Regions from separate parts of the Homo sapiens genome. Here region 2 is linked to region 1. The links are chromatin contacts, found by Hi-C or POLR2A ChIA-PET in ENCODE. All regions are on one chromosome and are shown on one strand. Each heading gives the region's core, a stretch centred on a gene start or an enhancer-like site at or near the end of the contact. The rest is flanking DNA. Distances are from core to core; before and after follow the strand shown. Region 1 overlaps USP22 (ubiquitin specific peptidase 22). Region 2 holds the start of NATD1 (N-acetyltransferase domain containing 1).

Region 1 (6,644 bases), core at 2,809-5,308:
TATCCCCTCAAATGGTCCTGATGCCTTGTGGATGTCGGTTGGTTTTATGCAGTGGGAGCGTTGCAGTGTGAAGGCGTCTTAAAGAAGGCCTAAATCTAGAAGGATTTACATAGGCACTGGAATGGTGATCCGTCTTCCCAGGCTAGAGTTTTTGTTGTCAGCTACATGTGTGGGCTGTTTTTCACGGGATATCTTGGCCTTACTGTAAATTCTCATCACCCTTATTGTAAACTTGTCTCTGTCAGGATTTCTCTGTGACGTCCATGTGCTGGGGCTGTACTGCTGATGAACAGGAAGTGGCAAAGGTTGATGGCTGAGCTCTGCGACAGCTCCCACCAGGATTTTAACATCGTTGTTGGCATTTTGTGAATTTTTTGAGTAGGGCAGAAGGTAGCCCTGGGAATCTTAAACTGCTGTTTTGAGTTTCAACAGATCTGCTTTGGAAGACTTCAAAGATTTACCACAATATAAGTCGTAGTAGCTTAAGACCTGAAATAGAATAAAACTGTGGTGTTCCAAGACTTCCCTGTTTATCCGGGGATGCACTTAAGTTATATACTAACCTAATCATCACACAGCTCTGGGAAGCACTAGTACCGTTGCTATCAGCATCTTACCGCAGGGGAAACTGAGGCTCAGAGGTGTGGAGTAATTGATGAAAGGTGCACAGCTGGCAGGTGGCATAGTGAGGGCTGGTGCCAGTTACTCTCAATCCATGGTCTTTCCTCTGTGCTTCGCTGCCTCCCGGGTGTCTGACATCACGTGGATTTAAGCCCCACTCTCCCAATTTTTTTTTTTTTTTTTTTTTTGAGACATAGTCTGGCACTCTCGCCCAGGCTGGAGTGCAGTGGTGCAGTCTTGGCTCACTGCAGCCTCTGCCTTCCGGGCTCAAGCCATCCTTCCACCTAAGCCTCTTGAGTAGCTGGGACCTTAGACACACACCACCACACCCGGCTAATTTTTGTAGAGATGGGGGTTCACCATGTTGCCTAGGCTGGTCCTGGAACTCCTGAGCTCAAGTGATCCACTCACCTCAGCCTCCCAAAGTGCTGGGATTACAGGTGTGAGCCACCACGCCGGGTTTCTCTCCCAGTTTTTTAAAAAATATTTTAACTTTTATTTTAGTTTCAACGGTACATGTGCAGGTTTGTTATATAAACGTATTATTCAGTGGTTTGGTGTACAGTTTATTCCCTCACCTGGGTATGTACTGTAGTACCTGACAATTTTTTTTGTTTGTTTTTCCTGATCCTCTCCCTTCTCCCACTCTCCACCCTCAAGTAGGCCGCAGTGTCTGTTGTTCTCCTCTTGTGTCCATGTGTTCTAATGGTTTAGCTCCCACTTATAAGTGAGAACATGTGGTATTTGGTTTTTCTGTTCCTATGTTAGTTTTCTAAGGATAATGACCTCCAGCTCCATCCATGTTCCTGCAAACGACATGATCTCATTTCATTTTATGTATACATGGTATCCCATGGTATATATGTACATTTTCTTTATCCAGTCCACCATTGGTGAGCATTTAGGTTGATCTCATGTCTTTGCTATTGTGAATAGTGCTGCGATGAACACACGCATGCATGTGTCTTTATGGTAGAGCCATTTACCTTCCTTTGGGTAGGTAATCCTGGTTCATTTGGTTTTTTTTTTTTTTTGAGACGGAGTCTCGCTCTGTTGCCCAGGCTGGAGTGCAGTGGTGAGATCTCAGCTCATAGCAAGCTCCGCCTCCCAGGTTCACGCCATTCTCCTGCCTCAGCCTCCTGAGTAGCTGGGACTATAGGTGCCTGCCACCATGCCTGGCTAATTTTTTGTACTTTTAGTAGAGACGGGGTTTCACCATGTTAGCCAGGATGGTCTCAATCTCCTGACCTCGTGATCTGCCTGCCTCGGCCTCCCAAAGTGCTGGGATTACAGGCGTGAACCACCACACCCGGTTAACCCCAGTTGTTTATAAATTGTTGAATGGAGAGAGTACCTTTTTTCAGGCACTCAGAGGACTTTATCTTACTTACTTTTATGATAAAATAATTAAGAGCCCAAACTATTAGTCCTATTTTATTTTATTTTATTTTTTTGACTTTTTACAAATTATTACTTTTAACAAAGAAAGCAAAAGTGGATCTTATTTCCATAAAATAAAGGTTTATGTTGACAATTAAAAACTGGACATGCACACGATTAGAAAGTTCAAACGACACGAAAATGTATACTTCTCCCCAAAGGAAACGACTGTGAACAGTTTCTTGTGACTGTTTTAGAAAATTGAAATTTATACATACATATGTATCTCTTCTTATTTGTGAAAAGAATATACTAGTATTACTATAATTTTTTTATTTTTATTTTTATTTTTTGAGACAGAGTCTCACTCTGTTGCCCAGGCTGGAGTGCAGTGGCAAGATCTTGGCACACTGCAACCTCCCCTTCCCAGGTTTCAGCTGTTCTCACGCCTCAGCTCCCCGAATAGCTGGGGTTACAGGCGTGTGCCACCATGCCTGGCTAATTTTTTGTACTTTAGTAGAGATGGGGTTTCACCATGTTGACCAGGCTGGTCTTGAACTCCTGGCCTCAAATGATCTGCCTACATCGGCTTCCCAAAGTGCTGGGGTAACAGGCATAAGTCACAGCTCCTGGCCTATTAGTCCCATTTTTTAGAAGATGCAGTTGAGAAATTGTGGTAGAAGACCCACCTTCAGGCAGCTCTGGGTCAAGATGTCAATCAAAGTCATCCGATGAGAAACTATTTTCCCCCTGTACTTAAGGTAAGAGTAGCAAATGCCGCCAACCACAAAAGTCACAGCAAGTTGCTGCCACATTCTTTATGGTGATGGTGTCAGGAATTCTAGATGGAGGGAAGCATAGTCACTCCGTGTCAGGTGGCCAGGACTGAAAATATCCAATGCAGTTGTACCAGTTTTAAATACCACGCATTCAGAGAAGGTGGCAGAGGTCCTGATCCTGGAGTATTGGCTGCTTTGAAAAGTATGTATGGGTCGCCTCTGTTTTTTAAGACACCTCAGCCCTGGGCATGAGCTGCCAAACACAGTGCATGCCCCTCACCTGCTCAGGATAGGAGACTCCGCTGGACTGGCTTCCCTGCTTGTGAATAGGAAGGTGCTGTGAACAGTCAGTATCTACAGAACCTCACTGTGTTTAACTCTGCCCTCCAGCCTTCCATTGTGGTTTTTAATTCAACTTGGTTTCTCCTCCCTCCTTTCTCTCCTCAGCCATTGATCTGATGTACGGAGGCATCTACTGTTTTCTGTGCCAGGACTACATCTATGACAAAGACATGGAAATAATCGCCAAGGAGGAGCAGCGAAAAGCTTGGAAAATGCAAGGTTTGGTTCCACCTCAGTTTACCTGCTTGATCCTGCAGTTCCCTCATGTCCATCAAGGGCAGACCCAGTAGGAGAAAGAGAAGTACCTAGGTGGGAAGTGGCAGGCTGGTGGGAAGAGGCCGTCCCCACCTTCCCCTAAGGCCCACAGTGGAGTCAGCTGAAGCTCTGCATGACAGGGGAGGTGGCTAGTGTCGAGGCATGCATAGCTGCCCGTGTGCTTGGGACCACTTCCAGGGTGCTTCCCTTGCAGGTCCCCCATGGGCCTGCAGCTGGGCCAAGGGAACAACCCCAGCATTACTTAAGCTCTCCCAGGGCGCACCTGCAGATGTGGGGCTGAACGAGTGTGGCGAGGTCACACCTCTCGGGGACAGGTGACTCCGTATCTGGACATCCCTGAGTGGTTTGCCCTCAGCTCTGCCGAATTCTAGCAAGCGATCTCTTTGCAGTAATGTTATATGTAAACATACCTCCTTCCTCCCAGGAGAGCAGACTATTTTCGGATCAAGTTGTGGTAGAATCTCTTTTAAAACTCTGGACTGTTTGGGTGATGTTAAATCCATGTCAACAGCGTGCACCCACCAGATGGAAACTAGACCCACCAGATGGAAACTAGACCCACCAGAAGGAAACTAGGAGAGTCTCCCAGCAGCCCCACTGCACAGTCAGATCCTTGCCATCTTGTGAGCTGCCCTCACGGCTCTCGCACCAGTGTGGGTTTTGCACTTGCCGTCGCCACCGTGTGGCCACACACACTGGTTATTGGCTACACAGAGTGAGAGGAGCAAACATGCAGTCATTTTCTTTATTTTTTATTTCTTCTTGGCTTCCCTGAGTTTTTTTTCCTTTTTTTTTTTTTTTTTTTTTTTTTGGTTTTTGATTCTGACAGATGCTCATAGTGGTTGACAGTGATAGTGACATAGTGACAGGTGTGGTTTACCCCAGTTGACAGGTGAGCATCTGATCTCCCTGGTAGCAAAGCCATCACTGTTTGCAAAGGAAACATATGAACCTGACACCTGTTTTACATTCTTGCCTTGATTACTCTCCATTGAAAACACCCCAGTGTTTTGAGAAGGGAAGAATAGCAACAGGGGCTCTTTCAGTGAGCAGAATTATTTGTGTTTAACAAGTCTTCTCTGGAGAGCAATCTCTGACTTGTGTTCGCTGTTCTTTTCCCTCTCAGAAATTTAATAACATTGTGACTAAGTGTGGGTGTATTATTCTGTGCAGAGCACTTAAAGCACGGGCCTAAGAAATGTATGTCCAGGATTAAAATGGAATTCTTCTAGAATCATTTTATAATTCTGTCTATCCAACATGCTGTGTCTTTTAAAGTATTTTGAAGTATTCAGAAATGTTGGTTGGCATGGAACAAGTACTTCTGAGCGCATAGGGTGTGCGTTGAATGGAATACTATGCCAATTAGCATTTACCACCACTCTCTGAATATTTTGTGGCACACACGTTTTTAACTGTTGGATCTATCTTAGTTTGGTAACTCGACGCTGAGTTTATGCTATTTCAGTTTGCTGAAAAGTGCAAGCTCTCTCCTTCAATTTCACTTGTTTGCGGGAGAATCCTTCATGTAAGTTCCCATTGGTGCTGATGCTGCCATCTCTGTGCTGAAGGATGGAAGACATTTGAAAAACAACTGTTTTGGCATTGGCGTTGGGGTAGTTTTGACTGGAGGTGCTGCTTTTCTTGCAGGAAACGTAGCTCACATCCTCATACCCTCTGTGAGAAGCTCCTTTAAGTGTTGTGTGTAGCCCCTCTCAGCACAGTAGAGTTTGAGAAAGCCCTGGTGCTGTGGATGTTGCTCACTGAAATGCACCCTGACAGACAGCATAGCGCCACAGCTTTTATGTGTAAACACACTTGATGTGAAAATCTAGCTAATAGCGCTTGGAACTGTCCTTCATCTGCTTAGGCGTTGGAGAGAAGTTTTCAACTTGGGAACCAACCAAACGGGAGCTTGAACTGCTGAAGCACAACCCGAAAAGGAGAAAGATCACCTCGAACTGCACCATAGGTGGGTGGAGCGTGTCGTCACTCTCAGCTAGGCTTCTTTCCAGGGTTTAAAAGTAAATACAGAATTGTGGGTTTCTTAAGTCCACATGATTCTGTTGAAGCCCTGCATAACTGTCACTCATCAATGTGCTCAGCAACCAGCTCTTGAGCACCTGTTCTCTGCAGGGACCTGCAGTGGGCTTGGGGCGCAGAGTGATGCGTAGCAACAGCCCTGCCCTCACAGCCTTCAGCGTCTGTGTGGGTAAAGGGACTCAAGTTGATTTTGGCCAGGGTGAGGCTGGGCACAGTAATCTTCAGGGAGAGAAATGATGTGTGTGAGTGTAAGTGTTCGCTGAATTTTCTACAAATTGAGGGAATACCCTTTAAAACTTTTTCTTTTTCTTTTTTGAGACAGAGTCTTGCTCTGTTGCCCAGGCTGGAGCACAGTTCACTGCACCCTCTGTCTCCTGGGCCCAAGCGATCCTTCCACCTCAGCCTCCCAAGTAGCTGGGATTGCAGGTGCACACCACCATGTTTGGATAATTTTTGTGTTTTGCGTAGAGACATCTCACCATGTTGCCCAGGCTGGTCTCGAACTCCTGGGCTCCAGTGATCCTCATGCCTTGGCTTCCCAGAGTGCTGGGTTACAAGTATGAGCCCCTGCCCTGGCCCTAGAACATTTTTAAAAACCTGTTTTGTTTGTTCATTAGGCTTCACTCTGACCTGGCCTGTTGTCGTAGAAACTATATTTGTGTAATTCTGTCAAAGCATACAATGGCTGAAGTGGGAGGGGTCCATGGTGGTGGACATTCTTCAATACCGTTCATGTAAAAGTGGCATAAAAACTAGCAGAATGCGATATCTCATCGTGTTCTGGCTTGAATGAATGAATAAAAGAAAATGAGTATGTAGAGGTAGAGGAAGCCGCTGGGATCCAGCGACACCTGTGGTTCAGCACACAGGTAACTCCTGCTCTCTGGTGATTTGTGTCCAGGTCTGCGTGGGCTGATCAACCTTGGGAACACATGCTTCATGAACTGCATCGTGCAGGCCCTGACCCACACGCCACTTCTGCGGGACTTCTTCCTGTCTGACAGGCACCGCTGTGAGATGCAGAGCCCCAGCTCCTGTCTGGTCTGTGAGATGTCCTCACTGTTTCAGGAGGTGAGCGCCATTGACTTCTGCAGGGGAACATTTCTGTTACTTTGTTTTCACCTTCAAAAAAAAAATTTAAGGTGGACCATGATAAAGGAAGATACATTTAGAACCTTTTGTAGTAAGTTAATGTTTAATATA
Region 2 (6,327 bases), core at 3,179-5,678, 230 kb before region 1:
TTGTTCCAGAAGGGATTTCTGCAAGGTGAAAAGATGCCAGTAAGCTAAGTATATTCAAAAGCAGGGGAGAAGAAAGGGAGCCAGAGACAAGGAAGACCCTGGCTTTTAACTGGCCCTGGTGTGTGCTGGGCTCTGCCAGGGACTGATGAGAGAGGAATCTGTCCTGGATCTAGGATAGCTGGGGAACAGACACTAAATAAATGTGACTGCAGAGATGAGGGCTTCCCAGAGGAGGTGATGTTTGGACAACAGCACATGCATAGGCCCAGAGGAGGGAACGAGTATGGCCGGTTCAAGAAATTTCAGGAGGCGCGGTGGCTCAAGCGTGTAAGCACTTTGGGAGGCCAAGGCGGGTGGATCACAAGGTCAGGAGATCGAGACCATCCTGGCTAACATGGTGAAACCCCGTCTCTACTAAAAATACAAAAAAAATTAGCCAGGCGCGGTGGCGGGCGCCTGTAGTCCCAGCTACTTGGGAGGCTGAGGCAGGAGAATGGCGTGAACCCGGGAGGCGGAGCTTGCAGTGAGCCGAGATTGCGCCACTGCACGCCAGCCTGGGTGACAGAGCAAGACTCTGTCTCAAAAAAAAAAAAAAGAGATTTCAGGAACACGTTCTGGCCTCCCTAAACCACTTAAGTGCTCTGGAGATGGAGAAGTCACCTGAGACACTCATGAGGTTACATCTTGCTTGCTCAGGACTGCAGCCAACATGACTCAGCTGAGGTCAAGGACTTACCTGACCCCAGAATCACTTTCTGTCTCCTTGCATGTAAAGACTCACTCTCTAGCCTTGTTTTGTTTACAAACTTCCCAATACAAGACACACTGGTTGAAATAACAATAAAAATATGCTAGCAGAGGTTAGTCTCAGTAAATATATCTGACAAAGGAATGGTAACTGAACAACAAAAATCACTCTAATGAATTTAAAAATTAAAAAAATTAAATTTGCGCCACAAAAACTGTGGCACAACAGTTGGCCAAAGTGTTCACAACAGGATATCCAAATGGCCAAGGAGCATATAAAAAGAGGCTCAACATCTCCATTCAACAGGCCGCCGCAAGTGAGAGCTACAATGTGATGCCACTTCACATTCAGAATGGCTAACTTGGAAAAGAGTGTACAACGAATGAAACTCTCAAAATTGTCAGCAGGAGTGTAAAATGGTACACCCGCTTTGGAAAAAGCTCTGGCAATTTCTCACAAAACTAAATATACACCTACTATAAGATCCAGCAAAGGCCAGGTATGGTGGCTCATGCCTGTAAACCCAGCACTTTTTGAGAGACCAACACAGGAGGATCACTTGAGTCCAGGAGTTTGATACCAGCCAGAGCAACACAGAGAGGCCCCCAACTCTATGAAACTGAAAAAAATTAGCCCAGGATGGTAGCACGCTGTAATACAAAATTAGCCGGGCGTGGTGGTGCATGCCTGTAATCCCAGCTACTCGGGAGGCTGAGGCAGGAGAATCGCTTGAACCCAGGAGGCAGAGGTTACGGTGAGCCAAGATCGTGCCATTGCACTCCAGCCTGGGCAACAAGAGTGAAACTCCGTCTCAAAAAAAAAAAAACCCATAAAATATATATAATTAGACTGACAAAACAGACTCTTTTTTTCCTTTTTTTTTTTTTTTTTGCTCACTGCAAGCTCTGCCTCCCGGGTTCGCACCATTCTCCTGCCTCAGCCTCCGGAGTAGCTGGGACTACAGGCGCCCGCCACCACGCCCGGCTAATTATTTTTTTGTATTTTTAGTAGAGATGGGGTTTCACCATGTTAGCCAGGATGGTCTCGATCTCCTGACCTCATGATCCGCCTGCCTTGGCCTCCCAAAGTACTGGGATTACAGGCGTGAGTCACCGCGCCCGACCCAAAACAGACTCTTTGTAGCACTAAGATAACAAATTCCAACCTGACTCTGGTATAGCATCGCATGACAGATAACAGGCCCCGAAGGAAATTAACGAATTTTACCCAAAAATATATTATTCGACTTATTTTGGAATGGCCCTGCAATGCCATCTCTTGTGGGGGAAATTTGCATGTGTGGAGAATCCCCCTCCCTTTCTGGGTCTTTTTCTGATTAAGGAGAGATTTGACTAAGAGTCTGACACCTTTTAAAGTCCTAAAAGAGACATTTACCATCTATTCTTTCTGAAGCCTGCTACTTAGAGGCTTCATCTACATAATAAGAACCTTGGCTTCCACACACCCCTCCTTATCTTAACTCGAGTATTTCTTTCTGACATCAACTCTTTTTAGGAAAAGCTTAACTCTTTCAACCACTTGCCAATCAGAAAATCTTTGAATTGGGGGGGTGGGGTGGGGGCGCGAGGTGAGGGTGGCTCACACCTATAATCCCGGCACTTTGGGAGGTCTAGGCAGGTGGATGAGGTCAGGAGTTTGAGACGGATGGATCGCCTGAGCCTGGGCAACATGGTGAAACCCCATCTCTAAAAGAAATACAAAAATATTAGCCGGGTGTGGTGGCCCATTCCAGTGGTCCTAGCTACTTGGGAGGCTGAGATGGGAGGATCAGAGGATATTCTCGGTAAATATATCTGACAAAGGAACGGCTTGAGCCAGGTAGGCAGAGGTTGCAGTGAGCCAAGATGGCGACACTGCACTCCAACCTGGGTGACACAGCGAGACCCTGTTTCAAAAAAAGAAAAAGAAAATATTTGAATACACCTATGAGCTGTAAGCCCCCACCACTTTCTGGATGGCCGAACCAATGTACACCTTACAGGTATTAGGTCTTTGCCTGTAACTTCTGTCTCCCTAAAATGTATAAAACCAAGCTATAACCCGACCACCTCCAGCACATGTTCTCAGGACCTCCTGAGGCTGTGTCCAGGGCCATAGTCACTCATATTTGGCTCAGAATAAGCTCTTCAAATATTTTACAGTTTGGCTTTTTTTGTCAACACAATGGAATAATTACTCAGTGGCGAAAAAGATGCAAAAACAGGGATGAATCTCACAGATAAAATATTGAGCAAAAGAAATTGGACATTAAAAGTACATATTGGACTGGGTGCGGTGGCTCATGCCTGTAATCCCAGTACGATGGGAGGCCAAGGCGGATGGATCACCTGAGGTTGGAAGTTTGAAACCAGCCTGGCCAACATGGCGAAACCCTGTCTCTACTAAAAATACCAAAATTACCCCGGCTTGTTGTTGTAGCCCTGTAGTCCTAGCTCCTCAGGAGGCTGAGGCAGGAGAATCGCTTGAACCCAGGAGGCAGAGGCTGCAGTGAGCCGAGATCAAGCCACTGCACTCCAGCCTGGGCGACAGAGAGAGACTCCGTCTTAAAATAAAATAAAATAGTATATATTGTATGATTATGTTTACATGATGGTCTAGAGAAACCTAATTAGTCAACAACACTAGAAGTCAGGGACAGTGGTTACCTCAAAGGGTAGGGCATTGCTTGGAAGAGGGCCCTAGGGAACCACCAGTGTTCTGTATTTTGATTTGGATGGTGGTCACACGGGTGTGAACATCAAGTTTGCACCGTAATTAGCAAAATATTAAAAGTAACCTGTATGATTCACTGCACAGCTATGGGCAACAGGAGTGCCCCTTCAGGTGAGCAAGAGGGGAGGGTGTGGCTCTAAGGTTGAGCCTTGAGGAGCCTAATTAAGGCGCCTTTCAAAGAAGTCTGAGCCCCAACAGTCCTGTGTGTCTTCAAGCAAGTCCCTGCCCCTTTCTGGGATTCAGCCTCCCCATCTATGGAGTGGATCCAGGGATCCCCAAGGCCTCTTCCCGCATTTACGCCTCTCTTTGGGAGAGGTGGCATTTCACTCCTATCCCAAACAAGGCTTCACAGGACAATTCCTTCCCAGTAGCCAGTAGCCACCCAGGCTGCCAACACGGGTGGGTGCGCACTCCTAGCACCAGTAGCCCCAGGGCTTCAGCTGCGTGAGAACTTATGCATGTCTTTCACTTGTCTTAGCCTCTATTTGCTCATCTGTAAAATGGAGTCAAGCATACCTATTTCTCAGGCTTCTGGTGATAAATCTCAGCGCAGTGATTACTGAGCGCCCTGTGCGCCAGGGCTTTGCTATACACAGGCCGTGCACACAGCAAGTGCTTAATAAATGGTGGCTGCCTTGGGGACGATTAGAATGTCCATACAAAAGATTGTTACGTCTTTTTTAGAAGGCTCCTTGCGGGGGTCCCAAAGTTGCACGTGGGACAAACGCAAGACGGAAAAGTAGCCGGCGCGGCGCGGCGGCGGCCCGTGTTGTTTTGTTTGGGGCTGCGAGAGGAACGCGGCCGGCGCGGCCCCTTTAAGAGGTGACTGGAATGTATCAAAACAAAAAGGCCGCGCGTCCACTGGCTGCGCGCCGCACGTGACCTCACAGCTGATTTCCTGGCCCCCCCCCCACCCTTTTTGTTGCTGCCGCCGCCGCCGAGTGTCACTTTCAGCGCCGCCGCCTGCGGTCTCCCAGGCCGTAACTACCCCACCGCCTGCCGCCTGCGCCCGCGCTCCAGCCCCGCCGCGCGCCTGACCTTTCCCCGCGCGCCCCGGCCCCCGCCGGCGCCGCGCCGCAGCCCCGCGCGCAGATGGCGCACTCGGCTGCCGCCGTGCCGCTGGGCGCGCTGGAGCAGGGCTGCCCCATCCGCGTGGAGCACGACCGCCGGCGCCGCCAGTTCACTGTCCGGCTCAACGGTAAGGCGGCCCCGGCCCGCCCCGACCTTTTGTCTGCGAGCGAGCGGGGCCCGCCGGGGCCGCCCCCTTGCTGGGTGCCTGTCCCCCGCGCGCCCGCGGCCCGGCTCCGGCCCGCCGCCCGGGAAGGCTGTTGCAAGCGCGCGCCGCGGGGTGGTCCCGGGCGGCCGGAGCTCCGGGCGCGGGCCGGGTTGTGCTCGGGGCCAGGTGGGGGCGCGGCCGGCGCTCCGGGAAGTGGAACGGGCTGGGCGGGGGCAGACTTCCCGGGAGAGCAGGGGCCAGGGCGGACAGGGGCCCCTGGAAAGGCAGAGGCAGGAGCTGGGGCAGCGCGGGTCCCCTGTCTCAGCCGCAGGGGACCCGCACCTGCTCAGGCCCACTTGTTCACGACTGTTGGGCACCCACTGAAGGCTCCTGTTTGAGATCCTGGAAAGTTGGTCAGCCGTGACCTGTCCCCTTCTGCGGGTGGTATATGGCTTCCTGCTGCCCCTGGGAATCTTAGTCTTTCTACACGGGGGAGGCCTGCGGACCTGGGGCTGACCGCGAAAGGGGCTTGTGGTCCCCTGGGGGGAGTGAGGGGCGGGGGGATGGCTATCACTATCAAGACTTCAGTGGCTCTGGGACTGGCCATTTGCCTCACTTCTGTGTGCCTTAGTTTCTCCCTCTCTGCAATGGGAATAATACCAGTGCACACCCCATTGGCTAGTTGTAAGGATGAAAGACTGTAACAAATGTAAAGGATCAGACCAGCTCATGGGGGATTAGTAAGTGCTGGTAAACGTGGCCCGATCGTGATTCGTGAAGCCAGAAAGCAAGGGCAAGTTCTCCCTTAGTGTAGAGAAGTTTTTGTTTTTTGAGATGGAGTCTCACTCTGTCGCCCAGGCGACACAATGTTCCTGTGACACAATCTCGGCTCACTGCAACCTCTGCCTCCTGGGTTCAAGTGATTCTCCTGCCTCAGCCTCAGGAGTAGGTGGGATTACAGGCACCCACCACCATGCCCAGCTAATTTTTGTATTAGAGACAGGCTTTCACCATGTTGGCCAGGCTGGTCTTGAACTCCTGACCTCAGGTGATCCACCTGCCATGGCCTCCCAAAGTGCTGGGATTACAGGAGTGAGCCACCACGCCCTGCCAGTGTAGAGAAGTTTTGATTAGCCCATCCCCCCTCAGGAGGTCCCACAGGTAGGAAATAGAACTACAAAAACAAGGGCTATGAACTCCCTGTGGCCCACCTCGCCCCAGTGGGAATGTCCAAGCTGGACCGGTCCTTAGGGGCCACTGTGCCCATTTTCAAGAAGGGAAGGTGGAGGGCCAGGAAAGGGAAAGGCTTGCGAGAGGTCAGGCTGAGAGTTGGGCAGAGCTGGGATGGCGTCCTGACTGGTCTGACTCCCTGAACGGTGGGGCTCCTGCGACCCACATTTGGCTTCAGCCAGGAGGGGCCTCTGCCAGATCTCCGATGCCATTTGGAATGTGCCGAGTGTCGAGCCAGGCCCCACTACAGCTTCGTGGATGGGACTGTCACAATACCCTGACAATGTTGTGACATACCACCCCGTGTTACAGATGAGGAAACTGAGGCTAGGGACCTTAGGAAGTGATTGCCCAGCATCACCCAGAACTTCACCATTGGCCCAACCAACCCTACACCACC

What was found. Hi-C counts contacts between places; a loop is a spot of excess contacts on that map. ChIA-PET counts read pairs that join two places held with the same protein, here RNA polymerase II (POLR2A). Pooled maps may share reads with other maps.
Region 2: a pooled map shows a loop between it and region 1 (2.8-fold over the local background). The contact joins the promoter of NATD1 here to the enhancer-like site in region 1. A Hi-C loop is called at or near these places in 1 of 168 maps with a recorded cell type or tissue (esophagus muscularis mucosa) and 4 of 50 pooled maps. POLR2A ChIA-PET finds 5 or more read pairs at or near these places in 2 of 52 experiments (GM12878 and OCI-LY7).

Annotation. Positions count from the first base shown.
Region 1 is chr17:21,017,810-21,024,453 of GRCh38, reverse strand. USP22 (ubiquitin specific peptidase 22) reads left to right here. Exons shown (of 13, transcript NM_015276.2): 3 at 3,228-3,341; 4 at 5,269-5,370; 5 at 6,343-6,512. Among named protein-coding and RNA genes, the nearest start is that of USP22, 22 kb to the left of the region's middle. Within about 2 kb of position 4,058, at least 5 of the 41 ENCODE cell types and tissues checked have a DNase peak (open chromatin) inside an H3K27ac peak, as active enhancers do.
Region 2 is chr17:21,251,511-21,257,837 of GRCh38, reverse strand. It overlaps NATD1 (N-acetyltransferase domain containing 1), which reads left to right and starts at 4,428. Exons shown (of 3, transcript NM_152914.3): 1 at 4,428-4,679. The coding sequence starts at 4,574. RefSeq lists silencers at 4,427-4,536, 4,687-4,806.